Regions from separate parts of the Homo sapiens genome. Here region 1 is linked to region 2. A link is an interaction called in ENCODE POLR2A ChIA-PET data of the cell type or tissue named here. Cell type or tissue: HepG2. All regions are shown on one strand. Region 1 overlaps LGR4 (leucine rich repeat containing G protein-coupled receptor 4). Region 2 overlaps LGR4 (leucine rich repeat containing G protein-coupled receptor 4).

Region 1 (8,000 bases), 82 kb before region 2:
AGAATCACTTGAACCCAGGAGGTGGAGGTTGCAGTGAACCGAGATCGCACCACTGCACTCTAGCCTGGGTGACGGAGCAAGACTCTGTCTCAAAAAAAAAAAAAAGAATTTGCCCTTCACACCATCCTGGCTGAGGTGGCATTCCAGAATTCCAGAAGGAGGAAAAACCCCCCGCTGTGACATCCAAGGATAAGAAGATTTATGACGTTGGCAGAGGAAGTAATGACATCCATTTCATCAGGGTCCTTCCCAACCCTCAAGTTACTCGAGCCTGAGTTTCTAGTTTCATTGTTTTTCAGACATGTAGACTGGTTTTGACAGACAGAAGTTGATGATTTATCTAAAAGGAAGCAAGCTCCTGTTGATTATTTTATCTCAGATATAGCCACATATTTAAATTTATATAGACATCTCTTCTAGAAGTTATTTCTGATGGTTCTTGGTATCATTACTGAACATAAGCTGAATAACAACATGCTAAAAGAAATTATTGCCTTTCACATTTTCTCATAAAACTGATTCCTTTTGTAGTTCTTGATTATAATAGATTTCCTTTAAATTTATTGGCTCATTTAAGGTTAAATTTTTAAAAGTTTCTGTTTTATGGTTCTTCATAAATGAATCTATTTGTGGTTCCCTTTTTATTTATTGCCTCCATATTTTTATCCTAAAATAAATGGTTTAATCTTAGATGTTCCATCTTCCTTACTTTGACTGCTTCCCTGACTTTCAAAACTGTGAATTCAAGGCCCGGCATGGTAACTCATGCCTGTAGTCCCAGCACTTTGGGAGGCCAAGGTGGGCGGATCACCTGAGGTCAGGAGTTCGAGACCAGCCTGGCCAACATGGTGAAACCCCGTCTCTACTAAAAATACAAAAATTAGCTGGGCATGGTGGTGGGTGGCTGTAATCCTAGCTACTCGGGAGGCTGAGAGAGTAGAATTGCTTGAACCCGGGAGGCAAAGGTTGTAGTAAGCTGAGATCGTGCCATTGCATTCCAGCCTGGGTGAAAAGAGCGAAATTCCATCTCAAAAAAAAAAATACTTAAAAAAATTAAGAAAACAAAAAAACTATGAATTTATAGAGAAAACTCCCCCAAGCTCCTCAATTTTAAAAGTCATCCTTTTTAATGTTCAGTTCTATGAGTTTCACAATGTATACAGTCATGTGACCACCATCACTGTGAAGATATAGAGCATTTCTTCACTTGATGAATTTCCATGCCTCTCTGTAGTTATCTCCTCTCTTCACCTCCAACCTCTGACAACTGCTGAACTATTTTCTACCTTGGTTTCCTCACTTTATGTAGTTTTGCCTTTATTAGGATGCCATATAAATGTAATAAAACAATGTAACCTTTTGCGTCTGGCCTATTTTTCTCACCATACTGCATTTGAGATTCTAACATGTTGCGTATATTAATATGTAATACTCACTTTCTTTTCTTTTTCTTTTTGAGATGGGGACTTGCTTTGTTGCCCAAGCCGGACCACAGTGGCATGATCACAGTTCACTGCAGCCTCTAACTCCTGGGCTCAAGCAGTCCTCCTACCTTAGCCCTCCAAATAGATGGGACTACAGGCATGTGCCACCATGCCTGGCTAATTTTTTTTTTAATTTTTGCAGAGATGGGGTCTTGCTGTGTTTCCCAGGCTAGTCTTGAACTTCTGGCCTCAAATGATCCTCCTGCCCTGGCTCCCAAAGTGCTGGGGTTACAGGTGTGAGCCACTGTGCCTGGCCAGTACTCATTTTCATTGCTAAGGAGTGTTCCATTGTGTACGTATACTATAATTTGTTTCTCCATTCACCAGTCAAGGGACATTTGCCCTATTTCTAGCTTTTTGGCTATTATAAATAAAGCCACCATAAATATTCACACAGAGTTTTTGTATGAACATAGGTATTTATTTCACTTGCATAAATACCTAGAGTGAGATCCTGGGTCATATGGTAAATGTATGTTTATAAGAAAATGTTGGTCTCAATTTTAATGTCTTAGACTGTGGTGAGGTTTGTTATCACCAATTACTTATAGTCACAATATATTGTTAGCATGGTATGTAGTATTAGCAAAAGCTGTTAAAAACTGATTTTGTTTAAATGTCTGCTTTCTTTAAGTTCTTTAAACTCCTCTATGCTGAGAATGTCTGCTTTTAAAAGAGAAGAATTCTTAGCTCCCTTTATGATACCTAGCAGTTGCTGTAATCCCCGCCAGAGACTCCTGTAGAAATTACCCTAATGTGAAGCATTTTGCTTACAGTGAAAAAAGTTTGAATTATTAATGTATTCATATTTGGAATGTCTGATTTTTTTAAAAAATGGATATTTAGTGAAGAATTGCTGGGCCTACCTATACATTATGCATTTTACATGTGCTAACTAGAATTTCCACAGTAACCATCTTGGTCCATGGCAGGATTCCCATTTTATCACTGAGCAAACTGGGATTTAAAAGGATTAGGTAACTTGTTCAAATATCCCACAGTTAGTGGGTGGTAGTTTGTGAAGCTCAGGTGTTCCATATTTAAGTTTGCTCATCCCTGTAGTTTGCTTAGATATTTGACAATTTATCAGAAGAGGAACAGGTGAAATGAGAAACAAAATGGTGAGAAGCTACAGGTTATTACAGGAAAAAAAAATCAGAACAGAAAAAAATGTGTACCCAAAAAGCACACATACATCTATATGTCTGCATACACTGGGAGACTATGACTTGATTTAGAGTCAAAAATCTACACAATAGATTCAAAATCTGTTGTGTAAAATGAAGTTGTCTGTTATTCATAGCAGAACTTTTAAAAAGTATCTCTAACTTGGTCTTTTTGCTTTTTATACATACTTGTTTAAAAGCTTTCACATCATTTCCCATGTTAATAGTGTTTTTTTGTGTGTGTCTGGAAAGTATCAGTCATATGCTTTTTGACTGGCTTTTTCTTTCTTCCGTGGACTTCACTTACATGGTATATGAGGATCAGATCTGTTAGCAGACTCACTTTTCTGTTTCTAAAGGAGCAAATTTCTGAATGTGCTCCTTTAAACCAAAACTTTGCAGTAGATTAAAAAGCAAAATGTGCAGTATGATGGTTTCCATATAGCTGCCCCCTTTCACTCACTGGAATTTCCTGCCTCTCCTGTTGAAGATGTTTTTATAGGGAAGTCAGCATAAAAGTGAATCACCCATGAGCCTTTTTCTCCCCCAAGGCATTTCATTTAGTCAACTTGGTATTAATTTAGTTGGTACTCTTTAGTTGACTCGAACACTGTGTGTTGATGGTGTGAGCTGATGTTTATTAAGCTGTTAATGTTTTACAGACTTGATGGGTTCCCATTTGGATCTGTGTGCTCTTTCCTTTAGCAGCAGGGCTATTATTCATGATTGAATCTGTGGCCACAGTTTTAATTTTGAATGTACTGGTGATAGCCAGCCTCATGCTAAACAGTCATTTGCTTGGTGATTCTAAAGGTTGTCTTCTTCCCCTGGAAGCATTTTGCTTTCTCATTTCACTTATGTTGCATTCTTAGTCATGAAGAGCTCTCTGGTCTGTCCTGCCATTCAGATAATATCATCACCATCCTCTTGTTATTAACTTAGATGCTCATAATAATGTTATTGAATGCCAGGCACTAAATGAAGTGCGTAACACGTGTTATCTATTTAATCCTCCCAATAGGCCTCCAAAGCAATGCTATTATTCTCCCCATTTTAGAGATGGAGAAACCATGGCAAGTGAGGACTTATTACCACTAGTAATGAGAGGTTTTGCAGGTAGGGTGTTGGATCTTGCTTTTATAGACTAGGGTTATTTGGTTGAGTGGGCTGTATAACAGTATCTTTCAGTGCTCTTCCTAAATGTAGGCGTTCATCCATTGTACATGTCTTAGGTATCGGAAACTTCTCATTATGTAGATGGGGAATTAATTCTGGAGAGGTTTTGTTTTGTTCTGTGCTTGAAGTGTTCTCAGCTCCTTAGAATGTAGATTTGGAAAGGATCTTAAAGGTCATCTAATGCAGTGGATCTAAAACTCTTGTTTATTATGGCCCACCCATCAAAAAGGCTATGTCGTTCCATGGGGAAAGCAAAAAGTCAGTTTCTCCCAATGGTGTATATTATATTAACCTGTTTATAGACATGGTAGTTATTATTTGTTAAACTTTTCAGTCACATAAATCATAACACCAAATTCTTGTTGTTGTTTTTTTTTAGACTTTTCCTCCCTTCTTTGTGTACTTCTCTATTAAGAGCTGGCAGTTGATCTGGCTCAAATTCCCCATTTAATGGGGGAGAAATCCAGTTACATTTAGTTGTATGACTTGACCAGAATCATTTATAGTGCTCCAGGGTATGTTAAAAATGAAACACCCCATCTGTACAAAAAATAAATTAGCCTGGCGTGGTGGCACACACTTGTAGTCTCAGCTACTCAGAAGGCTGAGACAGGAGGATCACTTAGAGACCAGGAATTTGAGGCTGCAGGGAACTATGATGGTGCCACTGCACTCCAGCATGGGTGACAAAGTGAGACCTGGAAAAAAGAAAGAAAGACAGACAGAGAAGGCAAGTGGAAGAGCATTATCAGAAGAGATGGTCCTTTCTTTGACTGTGTTAATCTTTAACATTTAATTTAATATTAACATTTAGTAAGACTTTTGACTTGTGTTGCTGTGGCTTGTGTCTGTTGGATGACAAGATAAAATTTCCTGTGCTTCTTCCTTGTCTTCCCAGTTTTCCATGGGCTCAGTACTTTGTTGAAATTGTAGGAGATAATTTGTGGAGGTGAATAAAAATGTTTAATGCAAATAATTTTGCTTTTTTTTTTTTTTTTGAGACAGAGTCTTGCTCTGTCTTCCAGGCTAGAGAGCAGGTGGCATGATCTCGGCTCACTGCAACCACCACCGCCCTGGTTCAAGCAATTCCCCTGCCTCAGCCCCTGATGTAGCTGGGATTACAGGTGCATGCCACCACATCTGGCTAAGTTTTAGTATTTTTAGTAGAGACAGGGTTTCACCATCTTGGCCAGACTGGTCTCGAACTCCTGACCTCAGGCAATCTATCTGCCTTGGCCTCCCAAAGTGCTGGGATTACAGGCATGAGCCACTGTGCCCGGCCAATAATTTTATTTATTCAAACTATTCTTTGAGAGCTACAAATATTTGTATAATGGTTCATGGAATTGTCAACCCAAAAGTATCTGTGACAGATCTCAATCAATTTAGAAAGTTTATTTTGCCAAGGCTAAGGACTTGCCTGTGACACAGCCACAGACAGTCTTGAAGACGTGGTTGGAGTACAGCTTACTTTTATACTTTTTAGGGAGACATAATATATCAATCAATACCTGTGAGATGACATGGGTTTGATCTGGAAAGGAGGGACAAGTTGAAGCCAGGGAGCTTCCAGGTTATAGGTAGATTTAAAAATTTTCGGATTGGCAATTGGCTGAAAGAGTTTAGTTTTTATCTAAAAGCCTGGAATAAATAGAAAGGAATGTCCGAGTTCCAATGATAAGGGATTGTGGAGACCAAAGTTTTATCATGCAGATGAAGCCTCCAGGTAGCAGGCTTCAAAGAGAATAGATTGTATTATAAATGTTTCTTATAAGTCTTCAGGTCTGTGTTGATGCTAATGCTGGTTGGCTCTTACTAAATTCCAAAAGGGTGTAGGATATAATGAGGCATGTCCAACTTCCCCTTCCCATCATGGTCTGAACTAGTTTTTCAGGTTAACTTTGGAATGCCTTTGGCCAAGAGGAGGGTTCCATTCAGAAGGCTGGGGCCCTTAGAATTTTATTTTTGGTTTACAGAATCAGTACTCTTTCAACTTTAAAATAATAATTACTTACTGAGATAATAAGTCAGAACTTTAAAAATTAATTTGTTCAACATTTGTTTATTAAGTGTCTGATGTGTTAGGGACTGTTTTTGGTGCTGGGGACACAGAATTGAACAGTATCTGATGCCATCCTTGCATTCCTATAACTTACCTGGCAGGGGGGTGGGGGATTAGTGGTAGACAGTAAATAAGCACAATGAATATAAAAGGTCAGGTAATGTTACATACCATCAAGGAAAATAAAGCAAGATGAAGGTGGTTTGCTGTTAAAGTAGGGTAGCCAGGGAAGGCTGGAATGAAATTTAGATATTAAGATAATTAGTCAATATCTATAGGAATATGAATCCATCTTAAGCAATGGCAAAACAAAATTTAAAAAGTTCCTCTTGGCCGGGCGTGGTGGCTCACGCCTGTAATCCCAGCACTTTGGGAGGCCGAGGTGGGCACATCATGAGGTTGGGAGTTCGAGACCAGCCTGGCCAACACAGTGAAACCCTGTCTTTACTAAAAGTACAAAAATTAGCTGGGCATGGTGGCAGGCGCCTGTAATCCCAGCTACTCGGGAGGCTGAGGCAGGAGATTTGCTTGAACCTGGGAGGTGGAGGTTGTGGTGAGCTGAGATCGCACCACTGCACTCCAGCCTGGGCGACAGAGCTAGACCCTGTCTCAAAAAAAAAGGTTTCTCCCTACCCCATAGTGACAACTTAATTAAACATAAAAGTCACTGTGCATGTAGGAACATTAAAAAAGAAAATAAAAGATAAAAGAAAAAACATAAAAAGGTTTGAAGTCAATGTGGCAGAATAAATTGGTATGTCAATACAACAGGCTATTACACAGAAGTATACAAACTATTGATACACATGACTATGGATAGTTTTCAACGGTATTAAGGCTGAGTGATTAAAACCAAGTTCAACAGTGAAACACCGTCTCTACTAAAAATACAAAAAAAAAAAAAAAATTAGCCGGACGTGGTGGCGGGCACCTGTAGTCCCAGCTACTCGGGAGGCTGAGGCAGGAGAATGGTGTGAACCCGGGAGGCGGAGCTTGCAGTGAGCCGAGATCGCGCCACTGCACTCCAGCCGGGGCGACAGAGACTCTGTCTCAAAAAAAAAAAAAAAAAAAAAACTCAAAAAGTTGTATACTGTATGATTCCAGGTTTACTATAAATGACAAAATTATAGTGTTGGCGAACAGACCAGTGGTTGCTAGGGTTGGAGATAGGAAAATGATGCGACAGAAAAGTGTCGCAGGAGGGCATTTCTTTGCAGTGGTGGAGCAGTTCCTTACCATGATTGTAGTGGTAGTTACATGAATCCATCTGAGTAGGGTCTGTAGCTTTAGTAAATAGTGTTGCATCAAAGTAAATTTCCCGGTTTAGCTGATATATTATGGTTATGTAAGATGTTGCCATTGGGAAAAGCTGGGTGAAGGGTATGCAGGAACTGTCTGCACTAGTTTTGCAACTTCTAGTGAGTCTTAAACCATTTTTTAAAATAACAACAACAAACATACCAGATCTGTTGAGAGTCCTGAGAAGTCTTAGCCATGGCCTTACCCCTTAAAGAAGATGAGGAAACTGAGTCTCTGAGGTAAGATGACAGCCTGAGGTTGCAGAGCCAGAGTCTCAATCTAGATCTTTTAACTTTCACATCAACATTATTTTGCTCCCTGAGAGCATAACCAGTTTTAATTTGCTATTGAGCAATTGTTGGAAGATTACGTGGGTGTCCATTTTTTCCCCCAGCTTCATGCCCACATTCCCCCCAGCTATGTATGTGTGTATGTGAATTCTCTTTTATGTTCTAAAGCAGAGAAAGTACAATATGCAAATTATGCATTAGGTTTATAATTTAAATGGTTTGAATCATATTTTTGAATGGAATGGACATGGCTCTCCTATTATGAAAGTATTTTATTACTGAGTGCTTGGTACAGTCTTAGTATGAGGAATGACCTTGGATCTCTGCCTGTGAATTAGTAGCTGAATGGTGTTTTACTTCTGATGATTCAGTATATTTGCCTTAATTACTGGATTAACCAATTTCTTGCCTCCCACTAAAAGCACACACATTTATCTAAACAGGGGATGAATGAATGAAGTTTTAGGGACTAATTTTTGTGGTATTTAAGCAACAATAGTCTAGATTACCCACAACCTTAATT
Region 2 (8,000 bases):
AAAGAACATATAAGTTATTTATGGGATAAACAATATTGAAAAAATACAAATTTTTAAACCGTATAAATACAAATTTAAAAAAATGTAGCTTTACCACTTAAATTTTATATATTTTGTATATTTTTCTATATTTGCCTATTTAATTTTATATATTTATGTTATGTACTTTATATATATACTTTATAGAAATGTATTTTTACATATATTAGTGTCTATGCTCAACAATATATTCTTGAACTTTATCAATCTTAGGCTTATTGTATCACTGAGGTATTTGAGAAGCTGACAAGTCTTAGGAAAAAAGACTTGTTTTTCTTATTCAGGCATATCTCTTTATTACTTATCTTAGCTCTGCTTTCAACGCTTCTGAGTACCACTCTTTTAATATAATACTCTGATAACATAGCATTAATTTGTTAATTTCCATTGTTTTAAGGGACTTGTCTTACAATAATATAAGAGACCTTCCAAGTTTTAATGGTTGCCATGCTCTGGAAGAAATGTGAGTTGGTCTTTGACTTATTCCTTTTGTTGTGGTGTATTGTTAGTTTGTTGAGCATTTCGTATTTTTAATAGATGGCTTTAATAGTAAGAAATTAGAAATTCCTGTAATCAGATGTTCCCATAAATAACATGTCAAATTGAACCAGATGTGTTCATGCAACCAGCATGTATTAGGCACTTAGCTATCAGGCATCCCATGAAACGCTATGCGGGGGGGAGTTGGAAGTTAGTGTATATTTAAAAGAAATAGAAGACAAAAACTTGTCCAGCTATTGAGGGAAACCAGACATGAATGCCAGTTCCCATCATGTCCTGTGTTGCACAGCTCTGGTGGAAGCTGGTTGGGAGATGGGAAGGGGGAGGCATTAATTCTCCCATTTTAACTCTATGTAGTCCTGTAACTTTATTCCTACGGTATTTGTCATAGTTGTGTTGTCTTGGTTCCTTTTCTCCCTGCATCATCTTCCTTCTCTTATGCCTGAGTGGGGTTGATGGGGGAATTTAGATAGCATACCAGTTAATTCCCAGTATAATATGGGATGAAATACCAATTAGTCTCTTTCATTTTATAGATGAGAAAAGGGCAATTCTCTTTCAACAAGATCACTGTTACATAAGAATAGTTATTTAAATTTAGAAAAAACTCAACTAAGAAATGTTATAATGTTATTTTTCAAAATAGAAAGTAACTTTTTTCTTTTTCTCTATCCCTTTCTCTTTCCTCCTCCTCCTGTTCTCTTCTTTGTCTTTGTCTTCGTCTTCTTTCTTCTTCTTTTTTTATTTAGTTCTTTACAGCGTAATCAAATCTACCAAATAAAGGAAGGCACCTTTCAAGGCCTGATATCTCTAAGGATTCTGTAAGTTTGTCTATGATTATTAAAGACAATAAATTTTTTCCAAACTATGTTAATATGTTGTTATGATTTCCATGTTACTAGATATACTTAAAGATATAATTTTAATTTCAGCCTGAACAACGTGGTGAAACCCCATCTCTACTAAATACAAAAAATTAGCCGGGCATAGTGGTGCATGCCTGTAATCCCAGCTACTCGGGAGGCTGAGGCAGGAGAATCGCTTGAACCCTGGAGGTGGAGATTGCAGTGAGCTGAGATTGTGCCATTGCACTCCAGGCTGAAAAAGAAGAGTGAAACTCCGTCTCAAAAAAAAAAAAAAAAGATATAATTTGTGTTCAATAAATATTATTTTTAGACTTTACCTAAAATATTATTTTAGACATTGCAAGATTTTTAGACTTGCAACTTTATAAATAATCTTTCAATATTTTTTACTTTAGCTAATTGTACATTGGCAAGTAGAAAAATGTGTAATGTGTATAACTGAAGTGATGTAGCTTGTTTGTTTTCAAGTTATAATAGTGAGGTTTGCCAATTCATTAGGGCAAGGGTAGGCAGACTACAGCCCATGGGCCACATCCAGCCTGCTTCCTGGTTTATCAATTAAGTTTAATTGAACACTGCCAGGCCTTTATTATTAAAGTGCCGTCTAAAGCTGCTCTCACCCCACTATAGCAGAATTGAGTAGTTGCAGCGGAGAGTATATGACTCACAAAGGTGAAAATATTTACTATCTGGCCTTCTACAGAAGAAGTTTGCTGACCCCTGCACTGGAGTATCTATCATGACAAATAGAGTTCATAAGCCACAGAAGCACTTACTTAAAAAATCATTTGTATTTGACTACATATTTGTTCCAGGTACTCTCATAAGCACTTGGGAATATAGAGGTGACTGAGACAAACCTTGCCACTCACTATCTTCCTAGAACTTTAGCACAGAAACATAGTACACTAAATTAATGAACATTTTTCTTTTCTTTTTCTTTTTTTTTTTTTTTTGAGACAGGGTCTCTCACTCTTGTCGCTCAGGCTAGAATGCAGTGGTGTAATCACAGCTCACTGCATCCTCCAACGCCTGAGCTCAAACAATCCTCCTGCCTCAACCTCCTGAATAGCTGAGGGACTACAGGTGCACACCACAATCTCCAGCTAATTTTTTTCTTTTTTTTTTTTTTGGTAGAGATGGGGTCTCCCTATGTTGCCCAGGCTTGTCTCAAACACCTGAGCTCAAGTGATCCACCCACCTTGGCCTCCCAAAGTGTTTGGATTACAGGTGTGAGCCACCTTGCCCAGCACAACATTTTTCTATTATAGAAAAAGTTTGAAAAATTGATAGTGAATGAAATTACATATATTGAATACAGTTTTTTAGTATATCCCCTTTAAGAAATATGACATGTACTCTACTAGAAACTATTTAATTGGTAGTTGGGTTGCTGGATCATCTCAAGTTGTGGACTAACTTTGTGTAAGCCTGGGCAGTCATAGGGAAGAAGACTGGCTCCTAGTTGCCATCACTTTTAGAAACTGATAAGTGACACTAAGAAGCTGGTCTTTTCGTGATTTGGAACCAAGTGTGTTGAGTTTCCTTGTTATCTAGGAAATATGTCTCAGAATGAATTTACTCAATGTTTAAATTTCCTTTAAGGTTCAGTGTAAGTGTGTTTGTAGATTATTTCTGTTTTATTAATTCTATAATATCAGAATTTCTCAGGGTGTGTTCCTGAATACGGAGCTGGCTGTACTGTTGATGCAATTTTTATATCGTGCTTAGGAAAAGAAGGGTATCTGCAGCCCTCCTGGAATGCTCTTGTTTGCATATTGATTGTTTGTCTTCTCTCGGGGCCTTATCACTAACCTTTGAGAAGGCAAACAATACGAAGTCTGTTTTTATTTTCAGCTTTTTCAGAAACTGAGCTTTTCCTCACTGAGTTAGCAGTACCAAAGGTTATATCATATCATTTATATGTTTGAATTGGTATCAGAATGATAAAGTGGGAAAATTCACACCTGTTTTGAAACAGATGCCAGCTAGAATTACTGCTGTACAGAACATATTCCAAGAAATAGATTGTTGTGAAGGAGAGGCATTCAACATAAACATGAAAAAATATTGCTGGCCAAGATTGAAGATCTTTGTTATCTTATCAGCGATATTGTGTTACTACCTCTAATTCTAAAGTATAGTCTAAGTAAGTGGCATTCTGAGTGTTTATTTGAAAGATTAACATGTTACTCTTATAATTGCAGAGATCTGAGTAGAAACCTGATACATGAAATTCACAGTAGAGCTTTTGCCACACTTGGGCCAATAACTAACCTGTAAGTGGATGATTATGCAGTAATGTCATGAAAGTAGTAACTAGTGCTATAGAAACATCTGTTTTAACATTGTCGAATCAAAATATTTTTCTGTTTAGTTATTCCCTTGTATAAATGCTAAGCTGTATTTATAGTAAAAGTCTTCTTAAACGGCAAGATACATGCTAGAACTATAATTTTAGCACCCCCACTTGAACTTCATCTTAGGGATCTAATATTTATGATGTTAATACGTGTACAGATGTTTTTATGTGATTTATATATTGGGCATTAACTTGAAGTCTCATTCATATTTTAGAGATGTAAGTTTCAATGAATTAACTTCCTTTCCTACGGAAGGCCTGAATGGGCTAAATCAACTGAAACTTGTGGGCAACTTCAAGCTGAAAGAAGCCTTAGCAGCAAAAGACTTTGTTAACCTCAGGTGTGTTTTTGCTTATTTTTCTTTTTTGTTGAAGTTATGGTAGGCTCCAAAATTACAGAGTGTCCTGGTTTTTTGCTCTGGTTCTCAGATTTTCTGATAGGCTATAATTTAAGGGTGTTTTCTACGTCAGTCTTTGCAAATTTGGTGAAAAATAGAATATGAACATTATTCCACAGTCTTTAAGAATGTGAACTGGAGCCCTTGATGGCCTCAAAGAGATAATACAGCTATTCACCAGAATGGTTTTTTAATACAGTGGACTTTTCATTAGCAATAAGATGGCAGAAACCATGTAAATGTGAACCTGCAGAAAACAATGCTATAATACTTCATGAAGGTTTTAGAGTTATGGGGGACTGCATTAAATATAATAGAGAGTATTGTTACGAGGCCGAGCGTGGTGGCTCGCACCTGTAATCCCAGTACTTTGGGGAAGGCCAAGGTGGGCTGATCACTTGACACCAGCAGTTCAAGACCAGCCTGGGCAACATGCTGAGACCCTGTCTCTACAAAAAATATAAAAGTTAGCTGGATGTGGTGGCACGTGCCTGTAGTCCCAGCTACTTGGGAGGCTGAAATGGGAGGATCACTTCAGCCTGGGAGTTCTAGGCTGCACTGAGCTGTGATTGCGCCATTACACTATAGCCTGGGTGACAGGGCAAGACCCTGTCTCTAAAAAAAAGAGAGAGAATATTATTGTTGGAGAAGAGAATAAATATTTTCATTACATTTATTTAAACCAAGTAAATATATTTAATGGTATAAAGTCACAAATGACCTGGGGCATTAATTTTAAGTGAAACTATCAGTTTCGTATGATAAATTGTGCATAGTTAATACATTTATAAAAGGAGTCATAAGATATTACTTTAAATTACAGTACTGCTGTTAAATTTTAAACAGTTTGATTTACATCCAACTGTTAAGAGAGATCTTATAGAAAGGGAGAAAGTCTCGTTGTCATCTGATACCAGAGCTGTTTTCACAGATGAGGAAACTGAGGCCCAGAGAGGATGAACGACCAGCCTAAAGCACATGACAGATCTTTCTGACTCCTAGGCTGAGGTTTTCAAAGTTTAAAATACTTTTACAAAACAAAACCATAACTGCGGAGTTGCTGTTCAGTGTAGATTTTACAACTTTTTTTTCCAGGTCTTTATCAGTACCATATGCTTATCAGTGCTGTGCATTTTGGGGTTGTGACTCTTATGCAAATTTAAACACAGAAGATAACAGCCTCCAGGACCACAGTGTGGCACAGGAGAAAGGCAAGTGCATGAGTTTCAAAAAATAGAACACTCCTTTAAGGCATTGATTAAAGTTCCTGTTATTATAATTACTTTGTGAATGATCAATAGGAAATCTGTGAGAAAAATGGCATTGTCTGGCCAGGTGTGATGGCTCATGCCTGTAATCTCAGCACTTAGGGAGGCCAAGGCGGGAGGGTCATTTGAGGCTAAGAGTTCGAGACCAGCCTGGGCAACAAAGTGAGACTCTCTCTATATAAAAAATTTTAAAACTAGCTGAGTGTAGTGGCATGTGCCTGTATTCCCCACTACTTGGGAGACTGAGGTGGGAGAATCCTTTGAGCGGAGCCCAGGAGTTCAAGGTTGCAGTGAGCTATGATTGTGCCAATGCATTCCAGACTGGGCAACAGAGCAAGACCTTGTCTCTAAAAAAAACCAAAACCAAAAAAAACAATGGCATTCACTATGCTACCAGCATCTTTAATATGTTATTGAACCTTCTATAAGGAGAACTCACACTTATATACAGAGAAAATTGCAGGAAAATATGGTTCTTTTGAGTTGCATAAGGTTTTAATTAAACATGCTTTGTGTTATATGTTCAGGTACTGCTGATGCAGCAAATGTCACAAGCACTCTTGAAAATGAAGAACATAGTCAAATAATTATCCATTGTACACCTTCAACAGGTATGCCTGGCCTATTTTTTCACAGTTACCCATGTTAAACAAACATTAGGCAAATATATCTAAATGTCCTGGGTATAGATGTGATTTCTGTAATAGGGATGGTACTAGAGGATCCTGTGAGGCCTTCTGATTTTGTGCTTTGCGTACCAGCCAGCAGCTTAGGAATTTTTTGCAGAATCTCAGGCCCAGACCTACTGAATCAGAATCTGCATGTTAACAAGCTCCCCCAGGTGAAGGTTGTACACGTTAGAATTTCAGAGGCACTTTCTTAATGCTCCTTTAACTCTGGGACTAATTCTGTAAGTTAGTAGTCTATGCAGATTGTATGTGTGTGCTTAATGTAGCCTTGCCTTTCCTTATTTCCCCTCATTTACTTCATTGAACTTCGTAGTCTTGGGAAAGTTATTAAACTGATACCACATATTTGGTCATGATTGTCATAGTCTGCCTAATCTACTAGAGAAGATGTATTTATAATTTTACTGTAAAAGGAAGGCTTAAATATTTTAGTCAAATTGTGTGCTACAAAGTAGATTCCTTTGTTGGTATAATATCACAGGATAATCTGGACATTAATTTTATGACTCAGAATTATAAGTATTATGGATTCACTAGTGATTGCTGCTGAATTGTGAGCTTCTTAAGGGGCTGCGTATGTATTTTATGAATACTTTCTTTTGTAGAGAATAAGCTCTAAGTTACTAGATAAGTGAATGCAGTTGGCAAGAATCATCTAAGTGTATGTAATTTATTTTATTGTGTGTTAGTGTCTATATTAATTTTTAAAGGTTGGGGTGCAGCTTGCTTACTTGTCTCACTGGAGTTCATGTGCCAGAGAATGTACATAAAGAACTGATGATCCAATGAGAAGGGAACAGGTTTATTAAAGGGGGGGCTGGACTTCAACATGCAGCGTTTCCATTTCTTCCACCCCAAATGTAAACTTGGAGATTGGCCAGGAGGAAAGCTGGTCTGAGCTCATCTCCTTGGGCTGCCATGGGGATGAAATGCAGGCCTGCCTCCCCCTACTCAGCTGTAGTAACACACAGACACTGATGTGCTTGCTGCAGAAGCAGGAAGTGGAGGAGAGCTGGGATCCTTCTGTTAGCACCAGAGGAGGCAGCAGGCTTCCAAAGACAGGGACGGTGGAGGCTGCTTCCCAGGCTTTTTTGGAAAAGTAACCTTTCTCACCCATAAAAGGGTTCTCAAAAGGTATCCTATTCTCTCAGGTAGATGAGCTACCCCTCCTTCCATGAAGGATGAGTTTAGATAACAGAGATAAAGGTGATAACGAGCTTTCTCTTAGCACTTCCTGAAGGGGGAATAGAAAGGAAATTTAAAATAAGAGTTTCTTGTATTATTTGGAAGCCTGATAAATGATGCAGAACTGGCTTTTGAGGTCTGTGAATATCTTAACAATTTAAAACATTTTATTGGATATGTCATTTTCATGAAAGTTCATAAAACATGTTTTTTAGACAGTTGTAATACATAGTTTTCTTGTGTTTCATAGTCAAAATCTTGTTTTTCTTTTCTAATTTTTCAGTAAAACAGTTGTAATTTGTGTCATAACTAGCATGTCAAAGTCAGTTACTGGAACATGGAGTTCAGCGACTGAATGAGTTCTTGCAATGCTAGTTTGTATTATGTAGGATTTTATTGTACATAGCTTTGTATGAATAGTTAACATCACCGAGGTGTAGTCCTAGCTATATTATCTTACTGAATGGCCTTTGTCAGTTTCTTTGAAATATCAGTTTCTCTGGATGAAAAATGGGGATAATTATACTGTCTTAACCTGCTTCATCAGGTTGCTTTTGAAAGTCATAAGAAAATATATAAAAAATATGTGTAGATACATACATATACATACATGATTATAAAGTATATTGGGGCTAGAAAGGAAGAAGAAAAGGGAGCTAATATTTATTGAAGTCTAACTATATATCCAGCAT

Evidence for each region. ChIA-PET counts read pairs that join two places held together with the same protein. Peaks named below come from ENCODE experiments on the same cell type or tissue, not always from the same donor. Only the 100,000 strongest peaks of a DNase experiment are listed, where the experiment ranks them.
Region 1: POLR2A ChIA-PET joins it to region 2 with 6 read pairs; 7 of 35 experiments call an interaction of 5 or more read pairs at or near these places.

Annotation. Positions count from the first base shown.
Region 1 is chr11:27,451,586-27,459,585 of GRCh38, reverse strand. All of the region lies in intron 1 of LGR4 (leucine rich repeat containing G protein-coupled receptor 4), which reads left to right. Among named protein-coding and RNA genes, the nearest start is that of LGR4-AS1, 16 kb to the left of the region's middle. In HepG2, no CTCF peak of the experiment used is centred here; DNase peaks (open chromatin) are centred at 2,445 and 3,305.
Region 2 is chr11:27,369,660-27,377,659 of GRCh38, reverse strand. It overlaps LGR4 (leucine rich repeat containing G protein-coupled receptor 4), which reads left to right. Exons shown (of 18, transcript NM_018490.5): 12 at 437-502; 13 at 1,290-1,361; 14 at 3,614-3,685; 15 at 3,984-4,109; 16 at 5,262-5,377; 17 at 5,962-6,045. Among named protein-coding and RNA genes, the nearest start is that of CCDC34, 10 kb to the right of the region's middle. In HepG2, no CTCF peak of the experiment used is centred here; DNase peaks (open chromatin) are centred at 2,119 and 3,199; H3K4me3 peaks cover 443 bases.